3 separate regions of the Homo sapiens genome follow, and regions 1 and 2 are each linked to region 3. The links are chromatin loops, found by intact Hi-C in ENCODE. Cell type or tissue: endothelial cell of umbilical vein. All regions are shown on one strand. Links, peaks and the distances in the headings refer to the core of each region. The heading gives the core; the rest is flanking DNA. Region 1 has its middle 460 kb from the start of SQOR. Region 2 has its middle 530 kb from the start of SEMA6D. Region 3 has its middle 680 kb from the start of SQOR.

What was found. Hi-C counts contacts between places; a loop is a spot of excess contacts. Peaks named below come from ENCODE experiments on the same cell type or tissue, not always from the same donor. Only the 100,000 strongest peaks of a DNase experiment are listed, where the experiment ranks them.
Region 1: it touches region 3 in a loop (7-fold over the local background); 4 of 110 quality-filtered maps call a loop at or near these places.
Region 2: a loop joins it to region 3, with 9 times the contacts of the local background. A loop is called at or near these places in 7 of 110 quality-filtered maps.

Annotation. Positions count from the first base shown.
Region 1 is chr15:46,089,890-46,094,791 of GRCh38, reverse strand. No RefSeq gene overlaps it. Among named protein-coding and RNA genes, the nearest start is that of SQOR, 460 kb to the right of the region's middle. In endothelial cell of umbilical vein, for the core only: a CTCF peak has its summit at 2,733 (motif pointing left); no DNase peak of the experiment used is centred there; H3K27ac peaks cover 48 bases.
Region 2 is chr15:47,181,215-47,186,116 of GRCh38, reverse strand. It overlaps a transcript of SEMA6D not described here. Among named protein-coding and RNA genes, the nearest start is that of SEMA6D, 530 kb to the left of the region's middle. In endothelial cell of umbilical vein, for the core only: no CTCF peak of the experiment used is centred there; DNase peaks (open chromatin) are centred at 1,746 and 2,716; H3K4me3 peaks cover 621 bases; H3K27ac peaks cover 420 bases.
Region 3 is chr15:46,310,346-46,315,247 of GRCh38, reverse strand. No RefSeq gene overlaps it. Among named protein-coding and RNA genes, the nearest start is that of SQOR, 680 kb to the right of the region's middle. In endothelial cell of umbilical vein, for the core only: a CTCF peak has its summit at 2,930 (motif pointing left); a DNase peak (open chromatin) is centred at 2,917.

The sequences.
Region 1 (4,902 bases), core at 1,220-3,719, 220 kb after region 3:
ATTCCTAATAAATATAACATACCCCAAACTTCATCTCAGTGTTTCCTTTCAGAAAACCAAAACTAAGAGAGTTGGTATTGAGAACAGTCAGAGAGTGGGTGATAAGATGGGGCTTTGGAGCTAAAGCACTGCTGGCTGCCTGGCTCACAATGAGGACCCCATCACTGGCAGTAGATGGAACACAAAGACAGCCTCTAGAACAAGATGGCAGTCAGTTGTCAAAGCTGACAGCATAGCCCAAGGATATACTTGGTTGAAGAGGGAAGAAAGAGACTATGCCACAAAGGACCTGCAAAGTATAGCCAGAATGCATGGGCAGAAATCAAGGGCATACACATGAGGCTGAATTATAACAGTGCTGGTTTAAGGGGGCCAGAATACCCCCAAGTCAATAAACTCTTCACTCCATCTCCAGGGAGTTAAAATTGGGTAAGAAATATATTGACATGGGAGAGATACACAGTTTAACATCTTAGCAAGAATTCCAGGAAATAGTATGAACTTGTTACTACCATGACTCCTAGAAATACAGAGAAAAAATGGCCTATGCTGGAGAAGCAAAATCCTAGCTTTTACATGGAAGATGGTTGAAGAATGGATTAAAATACTTAGGAAAGGCAGCATGGTAGAATGGCTATACTATATTCACTTGAAGACCTGCCAGGTGATATACTCCAGAAGAAAGCTCATGGCAGACACCATTTACTAATACCAGAAAAAAAAAATGCTATTGAGAAGGGCACCAGCCTCATTAAGATGTGAAACAGCAGCTTTACACTATACATCAGGCATGATGTTTGGAAATGTTGTTACGGAACTTGGCTTAGTTATGGTAAAGGGGATAAGACCCCAAAACATAGAAGCCAAGCCAAAAGGCCACAATTATCATGGTGAGTGGAAAGACTGGAGTGGCAATCAAAGGGACCTAACTCACAAAAAACTGTGTTGATGGTTGATGGAACATAGCAACCACCCTAGGAGCAAAACAGGCGGGCAGCCAACAAGGATACTACTCAACTTGTACCAACAAAGGAAATAAATGATGGATGTCAAGGAGTCTGAGGGAGGGCACCCCATTAAAAAGTCATAATTCATTATGCAATTTCTAGATGTGAACCAGTTTTCAGACCCAGTCTGTATTATGAAGATTCCTACAAAGTCTTAGGTACTATACATGGTAATATTTGATTATTTTCCCCAAAGGGTCTTTTGGCCATTTACTCAAGGAAACTAAACATTGAGGAAAAAGAGAATTCCCAAACATTTTAAGGATTGTTTGAAAATGGGTATGAATTGACAATGAAACCTGGAAGCCCAAAGCAGTATGATGGCCCTCTGTTAGAGTTGAAGCACATAAGGGCCAGATAATAAATGGCTAATGTCCACTTTACAATGGGTCAGCTTGATCTGCAGACCTATATGGTGATCATCTCCATACTTCCAGGATACATAATTGAACTTAGCATGTTTGACAATTGGTGAAACTTCTATATTAGGGTTGCTGCTTTCCCCTGTGAAATCTTTAATCCTACAGGCTACGTGGAAGCTTCTAAAACTGCCCCACCAATAGCCAAAGGGGTAAATCAAACACAATATTTCGTCTTCAGGAAGGGGACAGTGCAAAGTTGCTGCAGGGAAAGGTTCTGATGCCCAAAGTGCTAACACTTTCATGCAAAACATAGCAAGTATCTCATTGAATGGTAAGCTATAGTTGGCTCAAGGGCACTTTGGCCTACTTGTATCCAGGAATTAGAAAGTAAGAAAAAAGTCACAATCTTGGTAGAGGAACTTGACCCTGATCATGAGGAGGAGTTAGGACTGCTTTTACACAGGTGGCCGACTTGGGTACTTCTTGGAACTGAGTTGCCCAATTATCACTATAAATGGAAAAATTCCTACAACCCTAGCCAGAGAAGGGCATGGTAATCATGGCCTCAGTCACTCCAGGGGAAAGTCTCTGAAGAGTTTAATAGTTACCCCAGACTTAAATTGTTGCTTGATATGGTTTCCATACATTCTAGAACCTAGAACATAATATTGTATTGACTTCTTTTTGCTGAATTTTAGATTGGTTCCTGGCTATCATTATTTTCCATGACTTAATGGTTAAAGTATAAACATGGATTTATTTGAAAAATTATGACTTTCCACAACACCGCACCTCATACGTAAAAGCAGCCAGTAGGATTTTTTATTTATTTTTGAGACGGAGTTTCGCTGTTGTTGCCCAGGCTGGAGTGCAATGGCTCAATGTCGGCTCAAGGCAACTTCCGCCTCCCGGGAGCGATTCTCCTGCCTCAGCCTCCCGAGTAGCTGGGATTATAGGCATGCGCCACCACGCCCGGCTAATTTTTTGTGTTTTTAGTAGAGACAGGGTTTCTCCATGTTGGTCAGGCTGGTCTCGAACCCCCGACCTCAGGTGATTTCTCCCCCACCCCCCCGCCGCCTCAGCCTCCCAAAGTGCTGGGATTATAGGCATGAGCCACCGCGCCCGGTCACCTGTAGGATTTTGTTATTCAGAAATACAGTCCCTCTTAAGTAGGGTGAACCACAAAAGTGAGCCTACGTTCTCGCTTATTTCTGTCTCCTCTCTTTGAAGGTCACTATAGATGCAACTGGCAACTGGGACCATGACATCTGTATAAACACTGACCAGCAATTTATCTTTCTAGGATCAGAATGGGGAGGCAGCGCAGCTTGAGGAAGAAGGGCCAGGAGATAAACAACACACATTCAACTGAGGCCCCCTAGTGGCTGAGGAAATGTTAATCAAATACTTTTCCAGACTAATTTCTACCAATTTCGATAGAAGTTTGGTGGAAACGCTGCTATCTCCACCCCATATTTCGTTCCATGGATCCTTACCATTTGCTTTCATTCCCGTTTCTACCCTTCCAACGCAGATCTGCACATTCCTGGGGCATCCTAAACATGTCTGAAGACCTACTGAATATTGAGTCTAAGATCATCTCCCCTTGGTACTGGAAGTAATACAAATAGTGTTATCTCTACATTTATTTCCCCAGGCTCTTTCTATAGGTTTAATAGACAAGGATGATATACACATTTCATACTATTTGAAAATCACTTCCTGACTACACTTTTACATACTTGAAAATGGATTCTCAACTTCTTTTGCGTGATTTCTATCTAACTTTGTCATTTGGGCTTCAATACACTCCATACATTCACTAGGGTATTATAACACAGTAATTTTATCTTTAGTGTACTGTTGTGGACTTTAATAGCTAGATTTCTAGTTCAAACAAGGATTCAATAGAACCTGTGCTTCAACCTGAATGGAGTTTGACTGAACAACCCTAATTTGCCATGAGGAAAAAATATTGAGTGCTATAGCTTCAAATGGTAACATATTCAGAAGATGAGATTTCTTGTGCAAATGATTTGTCTCCAAAAGTTTACCAACTTCTGCTTAAGAGCAAATTTCAAGGGATAAAGTAATTTTTAAGGTATTGATCTTTAAGAAACATTTCCTGTATTTTAAACCAAGCAAATATATAACCTAAACATCTAAAGATGTATGTTCTATGAATACTAAGTTACAGCATGATTAAAGACACATTCATTGTCAGTGATTTCTATATTTTGCAATAGCAGAGGGAGCCATAAAAGGGGAATGGAGCAATACAGCCTATATTCTAATACTTGTCAGACTTCTGCCAGGCAGTGATCAACAGTAAGGATTCCATGACAATGTTACCATGACAATCCTAGGAACAGACAGAATGGAAATGAAAGAGACTCTAGACACTGATAACAGGACATCTACTACTCCCCCAAGTCCTGCCTGATCAGTAAACCAGTAACCTCATGTTACCAAATTTTTAGCTTAGTGGTTAGTACAGGTGAACATTAGTGAGTTATGATCATTCTAAGTATTCTTCAACCAACTAAGAACAACACTACAATACGTCAAAGTTACATGTGTTTTCTAGATCAAGCTAAAATGTAAAGATGATGTAGGTTCTCTGAGAATTCACATTTTACTCTTACTGTAAATGACTATCCTGTAAGTGTTTAATGCCCTTTCCCTACCATTCTAAGAAAATAACTGAATCCTTATTAGCATATGTAGGTGAATGGTTAATAGTACATAAAAAAGAACTTACTTTATTCACAATTTGTTAATGAATCCAAATCATTTTGAGCATCAATGCCTCAATCAGTGTCTTTCAAAATCCATCTCAAAACTTCCCAACCCACCATAGCCCCTGGGGATTTATGCCCTCCCTAAACCATCACTTATGTGTCATGACAGGGTACACATTACAACTAAAGCTCCTTGTGGATCCCGGCATCTAAACTGCAAAGAACATCAAATGTCTAAGTGAAATTTGTCACTTGATATTTTTGGACCCACATCATCACACAGTGTTAAACCTGAGTGGATCTGAGGTCATCTAGTTTACTTACCCTCTTCACATAAAGCTTCTTTACATGTAAAGTAAGTGACTTTCCTGGGGTCAAAAGATCATTGCACAGCAAATGTATGCTAGAAATATAGACTCTTGGCCCTGAATAGATGGCAAATACTTCATTGTTTCTGGATCAGATCTTATGGAAGCAGCCCTCTGTGTTACCTGATGATTTTTGCAATCCATGACTATGTCAACATGCTACGGAGATGAGAAACAAATTTGCTTTGATTTTATACACTGTTTGTGGCACAGAGATTGGTCACCTGCTTTTCCCAGCCCAGTTTGCAATGCCAGATTTATGGCATTTTTAAATTCTGCCTGCTAATTCCTTGCTACTCTGCTTTTCCAAATCAAATTCAGTCAGACTTATCTAGCTCTGTCTGAATGTGTCCCTTGATTGAGTGATGTTAGTTCAAGAAAAAACACTCAAATCAATTTAATGCAAATTCCCATTCACAGCCTG
Region 2 (4,902 bases), core at 1,632-4,131, 870 kb before region 3:
TACTATATATGTGTATATATATATGCACACACATATATATACATGCACACATACATACATATATACACATATATATACACAAATATTGTATATTTGTAGACAATATTGTAAACTTGTACATATATATTTATATATACACACATATATAAGAAATCATAATAATTTAATAATTTCTCTTGTCAAGAGCTTATTCTGAATACTACCCACGGACCTCAGAAAAAGAAAGAGCATTTTTTTCCCAGCAAAATGCATCCTCCTTTGTAGTGGGCTAAGGAATAGGCACCATGAACAGGTGATACCATTGTAATTTAAAGAATGGAAGAAAGTCAAATAAGAGTATCTACCATCCAACGAAAGGAACTGTATGCAGAAGTCTTTTGGGATCTCCAACTGAGGATAACCGGCTCCCTCTGATTCTGGGTACACATGTCTGCCTCCATGAATGTTAGCATGCGGCCAGGGTGGGGGAGCAATGGACGTCTACACCAGTGCTTGGCCATTTGTAGAGTGGAAATTGCACTTTGCTTTCAAAAATGGATTCTCCTCCCAGCACCATGCAACTCGACTAGCTGAAGGCACAAATGGAATAAATGCACATTCTAAAAAAAGGAGGGAGGGGGCGAAAAAATAAACCCCACCCAGGAATCTTTAAGGGAAACAGGTGCTAGCAAGAGAAAGCGGCCAGCTGTCAATAACACTTAAAACTCCATCTTCGTTACTCTGAAAACAATTTCAATGGGGGAAATACCGTGCCCTGTTCCTGAGGGTTTAATTTACTAGGCTGTCTCTGTGAATTAGAGTCAGATCTAAGTTTCGCACTCAGGAGCGGTTTTCTCTGTCGACTACGTTTGCTCTTCCGAGCTCCAAGTCGGTTTCTAAAATGGGCAAGCCTTTTCCCTCCCGGCAGCCTTGACCCCCACTCCTCCAAGTCGTCACTTTTATTTACAGCCCGGTGAGCGGTGTCTGTGTCGCTCAGCCTGGCCCCAAGAACAGTCACCGCGAACAATGAGCCAGACAAGGGACCCACCCAGAGAACGCCTGCTCGCCGGCCGCGCGCAAGCCCGCTAGCGCGGGACGCTCCGGGCTTCGGGGCTCTGGGTGCCCCCACCCCTTCCCCTCTAAACCCCAAGGAAAGCAAGAAGGTAGGTCGTTCCCTACACCCAGGTACTCGTGCTCACCCAACCAGCCCTGCCTCCCAGCACCCACCAATTAGATGCCGTATCTAAAAAGAAAATAAAAAAAGCGGGGCAGCGTGGCGGTTCAGCCGGCTGCCGACCCGGATCCAACTCGCCCAGCTTGCGGGTTTGGCGCTCACTTGCGCCCGAGTCCGCGGCATTTTGAAATCCCGGAGGATTTGGGGTGGGGGCAAGAGGTGGGGCCACGAGCCATAAAGTGGCTTCCGCTCCCTCCCCCCGGCCTGGCACAGCTCCGGGATCGGGCAAGACACAAAAGACGGGTCTTATCAGTGCCAACAACTCTGCCGCCGCCTCGGGCCATGCTGCGCACGGGAACCGGGCGGCGGGCCTCGCGGTCGGGTCTCTGCGCCGGCCGCGGCGCGCCGGGAGGCTGGAGCATCCTGGACGCCGCCAGAGCTCCCCGGTGCGCTTTTCGCGCAGAACCTCCGTCAGCAGCTCCTCGCTTCGCAGATAAAGAAGTAAAGGCGACGGAGGAGAAATGGAGAGAAAAGGGAAGACTTACTTGGGGGCCGAAGGCTCAGCCTGACTCCCGCTTCGGACTCGGCAGGTGTCTAGCACCGCGGGCCCAGGCGGAAGGCGCTGGCGCAGCGCAGAGCAGGGACTCCACTTATCGAGGACTGGAAACTCCCCTTGCCGCCCGGCCTCCGCGCTGCGCTCCTTGCTGTCACCGCTCCGAGCGACGCAGGCACGCTCCCCGCTGCCTCCTAGTCCTGGTGGGTCTCTCTGCTCTCTTCTCCGGGTTCGTCCGCTCCCTCACAGACCACACCCTGTCACCTCAGCAGCCCTCCACTCCTTCCTCTTTGACACTTCCACCGGTTACTCCGCCGTCTGCGTCCTCCCACCCCCACTCAGCCCACGTGCTCCTGCCGCTCCCTCGGCTCTAACTTCCCCTGCCGGGAGCCCCCACCTCCGCTCTGAAAACCCTTTGGTCTCTGAGCAGGGGAAAGGTCCTGGGGTCTTCGCCCACATCTCCCCAGGCCCTTCGGTGCAAAGGACCTTGCTTTGATTTTGTCGTTGCGATGGTTTAGATATATTGTGTACTACATATTAAGATGTATTTCTTTAAATGAGCTACATATCACTTTTAATACTGTAGAAATGTATTCCCAGGTGTTAATCATCTAACCGCTGTTCATTGGCCTTTGGAGTTAGACTGTCAGCCCAGCTTTTCTCCATATGCAAAAAGGCCCACAAAGTTCCAGAACACCCTCTTTACCCCAATCCAAGCCACACGTGCCCTTTTCTAATGAGCCCGCTTCCTCGCTGTTATTGTTGTGGAAATATTTTTATATTTACTTTTCCCTGTTTCTGCAGACAATGAGAAGTTCCTTTCTAAGGGCTTCCCTCAGCATTCTGTTCTTAGTTTCATGATAATACCTATCACTCATGTGACATTTTCCTGTTTGGATTACTTCCTCTACTACTGGTCTTTAAGTTTCTCTAGGCAGAACTATTGGTCTGTAAGTTTGTTCAGGCAGAAATAATTCATACTCATATTCATAACTTTGTCAACAGCTCCTAGTGTGGTCCTCGGCATACAGTACGTATTCAAACAATGTTCAAGGAGTGAATGTCCCTTAAATATGAGGCAAGCTTTGGTGGTTTTATGTGGTATTTAAAGGAAGGAAGACTTCAATTTGTATGCTTGGCTTGTATCCCATATAATTAGTCCTGTGGAAAACAAAGCATTTTGGAGTTAGCTGGATGATTGCTCATACGTTCCTTTAATTCTTGAAACAAGTCTTCCTTGTAAGTATTACCCACTTTTTCTAAGATGATACTCAGGTTGGTAACTTGGTGGTCACTAAATGTGAAGACCCCTAAGCCTTAGAGATCCCATGGTTCTTCACACCAGCCCAAGCTGCATCAGGCTGGCGTTAATGCAATACTTGACTGCCCAGCTACCCAGCCACATGCAAAACCTGCCTACCAGTACCACAGAGAGCTTACCCAACCATCTTTCCTCCAAAAATAGCATTTATTTTTCCCTCCCTCTTTCTCTTCTCTTGCTTGACTCACTTAAGTCAGAGTTCTAAAAAACAATAAACAAACACCTCTCAATGCTCAGACCTCTTGTTAAACTTATTGTCTTAACTCCTAAACTTAAAATTACTTTCATGAACATATCTTGCCTTAGCTATCCCTGTGTCTCACACAGGGCTCCATATCTCTTTGGTTTCTCCATTCAAATAAATAGTAATTAACATTTGTTAAGTCTAGAGAGACCAAAGATCAGGTAGCAGCCAGCCATTGGTCCAAGCATTAACACATAATAGCTCATTTAATCCTCAACAACCTTGTGAGATAGAGCCTATTTTATAGTCGGGGAACATAGGCATAGAGGTATATCACATAGCCAGTAATTAGTGGAGCAGAAATTAGATCCCTGGCAATCTGCTTCAGAGGCTGCTTTCTCGACCACCATGCTTTAAATGGCCTGCCATAATCCCTGGCACCTAATACATGTTAATGAGCATTTTAAAAATAATGAATGTTTACCCATCCACACTTAGCATCATAGCAGGAAGAAGAGACGGTAATGAAATGGGTAGAACTTCAGGTTTTTGAGGACATATAATTGACCTCAATACCACAAGAACTGCTTTCTGTGGTGGGACTATGGACCCTACCTGTGGCCTGTATTTGAAACATGAGAGGGACATGGTCCATGCTCATGACATCAGGTGTGCGTGACAGATCGCTGAGCCTTCACGTTTGGGTTCTAGGACCTCCTTCACAATCAGTGAAAGGCATCTCCAGCTAAACCGATTCCTGGCCAAGCCCACCAACAAGCCAATTTGTGTTCTTCAGGGACCCAGCAGTGAGCAATGTCAGTTCCTGTGGCAGGTTAAATAATGGCCCCCACAGATACCCATGTTCTAATCCCCTAGAAACTCTGTTACTTTATATGGAAGAAAATGGATTTTGCAGATGTGATGAAATTAAGAATCCTGAGAAGGGGAGATTATCCTGGATTATCAGCGTGGGCCTTAAGTGCAATCATAGGTCCTTTTAAGTAGGAGACAGAAGGAAATTTGAGACACAGAAGAGGAAAAGGGAATGTGACCACAGAGACAAAGATTGGAATGATGCAGTCACAAGCCAATGAATGGCAGCAGCCACCAGAAGCTGGAAGAGGCAAGGAAGGAATTCTCTCCAAGAGCTTCTCAAGGAAGCACAATCCTGCTTTCATATTGATTTCTGTCCAGTGAAAGTGATTTTGGACTTCTGGCCTCCAGAACTGTACAGAAATAAGTGTATATTGTTTTAAATCACCAAGTTTGTGGTAATTTGTTACAACAGCCAAAGGAAATGAAAATACAGTTCCCAAATCTGCAAGATGACTTTCAATACCTGGGGATGAAACAAAAAGATATTTCAAGCAATTGATCAATTTTCTCTTCTGTGGCCAATGAAGCCAATCATTTGTGGGGAGTGAAGGAGGAGGAGAGAGGAACATTTAGCTCTCAGCATATTATATAAAAGCCTTCCGATCTAGACTTTGCCATTATCTCCAAATAATAAATACATACAATAACTGGGATATACTTATATGATTTAAAGTAGACTTGAAAATTTAAATTTGTTGCTCACTACCCAACCATATTGCCTAAAGTACATGATAGTTTACAATTTTTTTAATTTACTAATATTTTATTTAGGATTTTAGCATCCTTGTATAATAGTGCCAGAACTACCCTACTGC
Region 3 (4,902 bases), core at 1,390-3,889:
TCTGAATTCAGAAATTCCCAAAGCCTGATTTCTGGTGAGCATCTTGAATCCTCCTGCCAGTTATATCCATGGTCACCATTCCTTATTTCCTTCATTCACATTTTATTCCTCTGCATAACCCCTGCACAGGGCAGCTGCTTTATTAATTTTCATTGACTAAATAATAAATCCAAGTGTGGCCCTGGACGTGCTACTGTCTCTCTGGGACTTATTTCCCATCAGTAAATAAGGGGTTGGACTAGATAATTTCTAAGTTGCCTTGAAGCTTCAAAATCTTCTAAGGTTCTGCCACTAGCAGTTTACCTGTACTGCCTGGTTTTCTGCCTGAGCTTGCTGTCTTCCCTGAACCAGTACAGGTGGGCACTTATAGTGTGTGGCCCCCAAACCTTGGGCTTCATCTATAATACTGTACATTCAGAGAGAGAATTTTCCAACTGAGGGAGGGGAGCAGGGCAGGACACGGAAGTCTGAGAGCAAATCAGGACAGCATAAGCAAGACCAGAGCAGAGGAGAGAAGCCATCACTCGCAGGAGCCATCCCAACCCGAGGGGTTGCTGTGGTCAGGGGTGCTTCATCAGGGCTCTGTCTGGCTCATACAAAATTCATTCTCTAGTTTCCAAATCACTTGCTGATACTAATTTGACTTTCCAATACCAAGAAAGAGATTAGGCTGTGTAATCAATGGAACAACATATTTTATTTCATCAATTAAAATTATGGTTTAAACTTTGTGGTAGGCTAATTGGCCCCCAAAGATATTCAGGCCTTAATCCTTAAAACCTGTGAATATTACCTTTTATAGAAAAAGTGGCTTCGTGGATGTGACTAAGGATATTGAGACAGACAGAGAGATTATCCTTCCTTATCAGGGTGGGAGCTAGGGAGAGGGATATTTGACACAGAAGATGAAGGCAATGAAAGCATCTTACAACACAAGTAAGATGCTACACCGGTGGCTTCAAAAATGGAGGAAAGTCTGGGCGCAGTGGCTCACACCTGTAATGCTGGCACTTTGGGAGGCTGAGGTGGGCAGATCACCTGAGGTCAGGAGTTCGAGACCAGCCTGGCCCACATGGTGAAACCCTGCCTCCACTAAAAATACAAAAATTAGCCAGGTGTGGTTACACATGCCTATAATCCCAGATACCTGAGAGGCTGAGGCAGGAGAATCACCGGAACCCGAGAGGCAGAGACTGCAGTGAGCTGAGATCACACCACTGCACTCCAGCCTGGGTAACAGAGCAAGACTCTATCTCAAAAAAAAAAAAGAAAAAAAATGGAGGAAAAGTCCAGGAGTCAGAGAAGGAAATTAATTTTGGCAGCAGCCTCTAGAAGTTGGAAGAGTCAAGGAATAAATTCTTCTCTGGATCCTCCAGAAAGAACAAGCCCTGCTGGCACCTTGACTGTAGCCCAGTGACACTGATTTTGGGCTGCTGGACTCCAGGATTGTAAGAGAATAAATTTGTGTTGTTTTAAGCCTCTAAATTTGTGTTAGTTTATTACAACAACAATAATAAACTAATACAAACATAAACTCCCTTGTGATATTAGTACCAATAGTCCTTTGTCTAAGGGTCTAATTGCTTTGAGTTAGCCTAAAAATGTTTTAAAAATCTAGTTTCTGGACACACAGACCCCGGACCATACACAGCGGAAACCTTCTAAGAAACCCACTGCCCTCCCAAGCAACACCTTTAATTTGGATTCACACTTTCTTTCAAACTGCAGTAGGATGCAGTTTCCCCTACTGTGGCCTCTGAAAAATACATCAGTTGGTTGATTTTGCATGTAACTATAAGGCATCTAGTAGGGTTTGAAAAAAATAAGCCAAAATAAAGTATCGAGTTCACATACTATTAATGGCTGCAGCTACTGTCATTCAAATGCAGCTATTCTCCCTCACTTTCTTATTACAGAATGCCCTTACTAATCTTCTACAGGTATCAATGCCACCCAGCCCTGTCTGGACTGGATGCTAGTCTGCTGTTTCTTAAACCTTAATATGCATTATATGCAGTGAAATCACCTGGGGATCTTGTTAAAATGCAAATTCTGATTCTGTAGGTCTGAGGCAGGACCTGAGATTCTCAATTGTAATAAGCTCCCAAGCAATGCCAGGACTGCTGGTCTACAGACCACACTTTTAAGTAGCAAGGTGCTAGATCATACTCTGGAAGTTTTAGCCTAAGGTGGATTTAAATTGGCACTACCAACAAAGCCTTGTGATATTCCCAAACCCTTGCAGAACTTACCTTGAAATACTTTTGCTGGATGCCGCACTCTACCTAGTGCACCGTCTCTGGTCCTGGCCTGCACGTTAAGTACTTCCTTTGCATGCCTCTATTCAACATAACACCCTTGAATCCCATCCTGGTCTTCAGAGAATTTTTTCCTTATGATGTGGGCACTGAACTTGTAAGAATCTCTTCTGCTTTTCCTGAATGTCAGTGTTTCTTCAGTCCCCTGAAATCTTACTCTAAAATGTTTCCTTTATCCTGTTCACCTGCACCCCTAGGTTGCAAAGACTTGCTCAGTCCTTAAATAAAGGCTTTTTCTACTGGTTTGGGTCCACGTCTAATGAATCTATGCCTAGACAGGGCCAGTGTCTCAGGAGCTATCAGGGGCCCAACATCCTGCCATAGCTGGCTTACCTTTGGTGGCTCCCAGCAATATCTTAGAGCCTATTTCCATCCCTTCCTGTTTTAAAACTACCACTCCCTGTGGCATCCCCTGTTGATTTCAGTTTCTGATCTGAGTAATGACTATAGTCTTTGGTTAATTTATGAAGGACACACAACTGGCATACCCTGCACCCCATAAAAGATCAAGTATTTTCTCCTCCACCTGCTACATACAGGTTCTCCCATTTGGTTCACTTCCTCTAGCCTCTATCAAAGGGCTTCCCAGCTCTCTGCTGCCCTCTCCTGGCATTCTTTAGCACTGTGCTCACATCAGCGCTTGAAGAGCCAAACCAATGGAATCACAGACCCTTGATCTGCAAAGACCTAGAAAGGTAATCTAACTAGCAAGCTGAACTGGGCATCTACTACTTTTATCAGCATTTTCTAAGTAAGAATTTCAACAGAAATATAGAAGGATCACATCCTTAACAGAGTTTCATTTCTAACAGAATGAAAATCACAAGAATAAGAATAGAGGAGAGAAACTTTAGAGTAAATTTAAAGAAGAAAGAGGACCCCAGTTTGGCTAAACTAGTGGTTCCCAGGTCTAGCTGGAAAGATTTCAAGAAATATTGTCCTCTGGGTCCTACTCCAGTTCATTCCTGATTACTTATATTTTTGATAATCTTCCTAGTGATTCTAATGACTGTTAAGAGCTCCTTGTTTAGACTATAAAATATGAGATATGAATTAAAATCTGTCATATTATGGAAAATATTAAATGACACACTTACATTTTATAGACAATTTTTGAATATTTGTAAAGAGCAGCAGACCTCACATAAAAGGGTGCTTTGGTTTATACTTTCAGAGTACAGATCCTCCTGACCAGACTTTGTTCTCTGGCCTACCGCCATCCTTCTGTGCTTGTCCAGCCTCCTGCCTCATTAAGTGTTTTGCACTATATCTTTAATGCTGACCCCCACAGAGGATCCATGGCTCCTCCTGACTAGGCACTGCCCCTTCACCCTAGTACTACAGTCTTAGCCCACTCAGGGAAGCCCCCTACCACTTCATGCCCTCCAAGCAACACACCCTTCCCTCTCGGACTGTGCTGCCCCCTGTTCTGTGGGCAGACCCAGATGGTGAAGGCCTGGGGTGGGGGAGACAAGTGGAGCTACACTAACAAATGATACAATGAGGCTCTCTAATACTGTTTTCTCGGATACTCCTAATGTTGCTTCTATCTAATAATATGTTCTGATTCTATAAAAGCTATTGTCTCTCGCCTTGGCTGGAGTCTTTCCCATCCTATCCTACTTATCATAAGTACCACCCTTTCCCAAAAGACTTTCCTGACTGCTCCACCTCTCCCTAGTCAGAGTCCACTTGTACTTGTCTTGTGTACCATTATTTCGCATTTAACATGCTTTAATTTTCTTTCCTTCAAGATATTCAAGTTCTCTATCTTACTTAACATGTTGTATTTTTAGTTGTTACACTGCAAGTCTCTCTCATCTTTATACTGCTTTATTGCGCTGGAAAGGCAGACCACGATGCCTTGCACACAGTGGGTGTTCAGTTAGTATTTACTGATTGGATTTCTTCCAAGCGTCACTGGCTCAATCCTTAGAAATAAAACCCCAATCCTGGTAAATCTGTCTTTCTTGGCCACTTGGCTTTTTCCCTTCCAATTCACCAGTGCTTACCCAATAATCTCTTATTCCTCAGAGGCTAGACTCCACGTTTCTTACCTCCTTTGGCACCCATTTCTTACTTCTTTTGGATGATCATTTCTATCCTTTAGCGAACCTCAGTGTGCTTTTTCTCCTTTCCAGTGTTTACTCTGCTTAGCTAGAAGATCACTGGCAACTTTGAATTTGCATTTTTAATCAGGCATTGCATCATATTTTTACTCTATTATTCTTAGTTCCTGTTGCATTTAAGCTACTGCGGGGTATATGGGTGAGAGCATAAACATAAATAAGAAAGCAATTTGCCTTACTTCATCTTCTAAAATCTCTAAGCGTTAATTTTACATAAAGCAATATCACTTTGTCTTCCTTTCATAGAAACGTTGCCTGCTATTTTTAAGGTAAAAATAAAGGCTCTCTTAGGGCAAAACCTACCTATTCCAAAGCCCCTTCTGGAAACAAATATTATTTAAATTCAGTTAGACCTTTTGCCCAAGGTACACCTTCCAGAGGAAATGAAAGCAGTACACTTCATTTGGCTCTGCTCCCCATATCCCTATCCTATAATTCTTGTCCATTACAGCTTA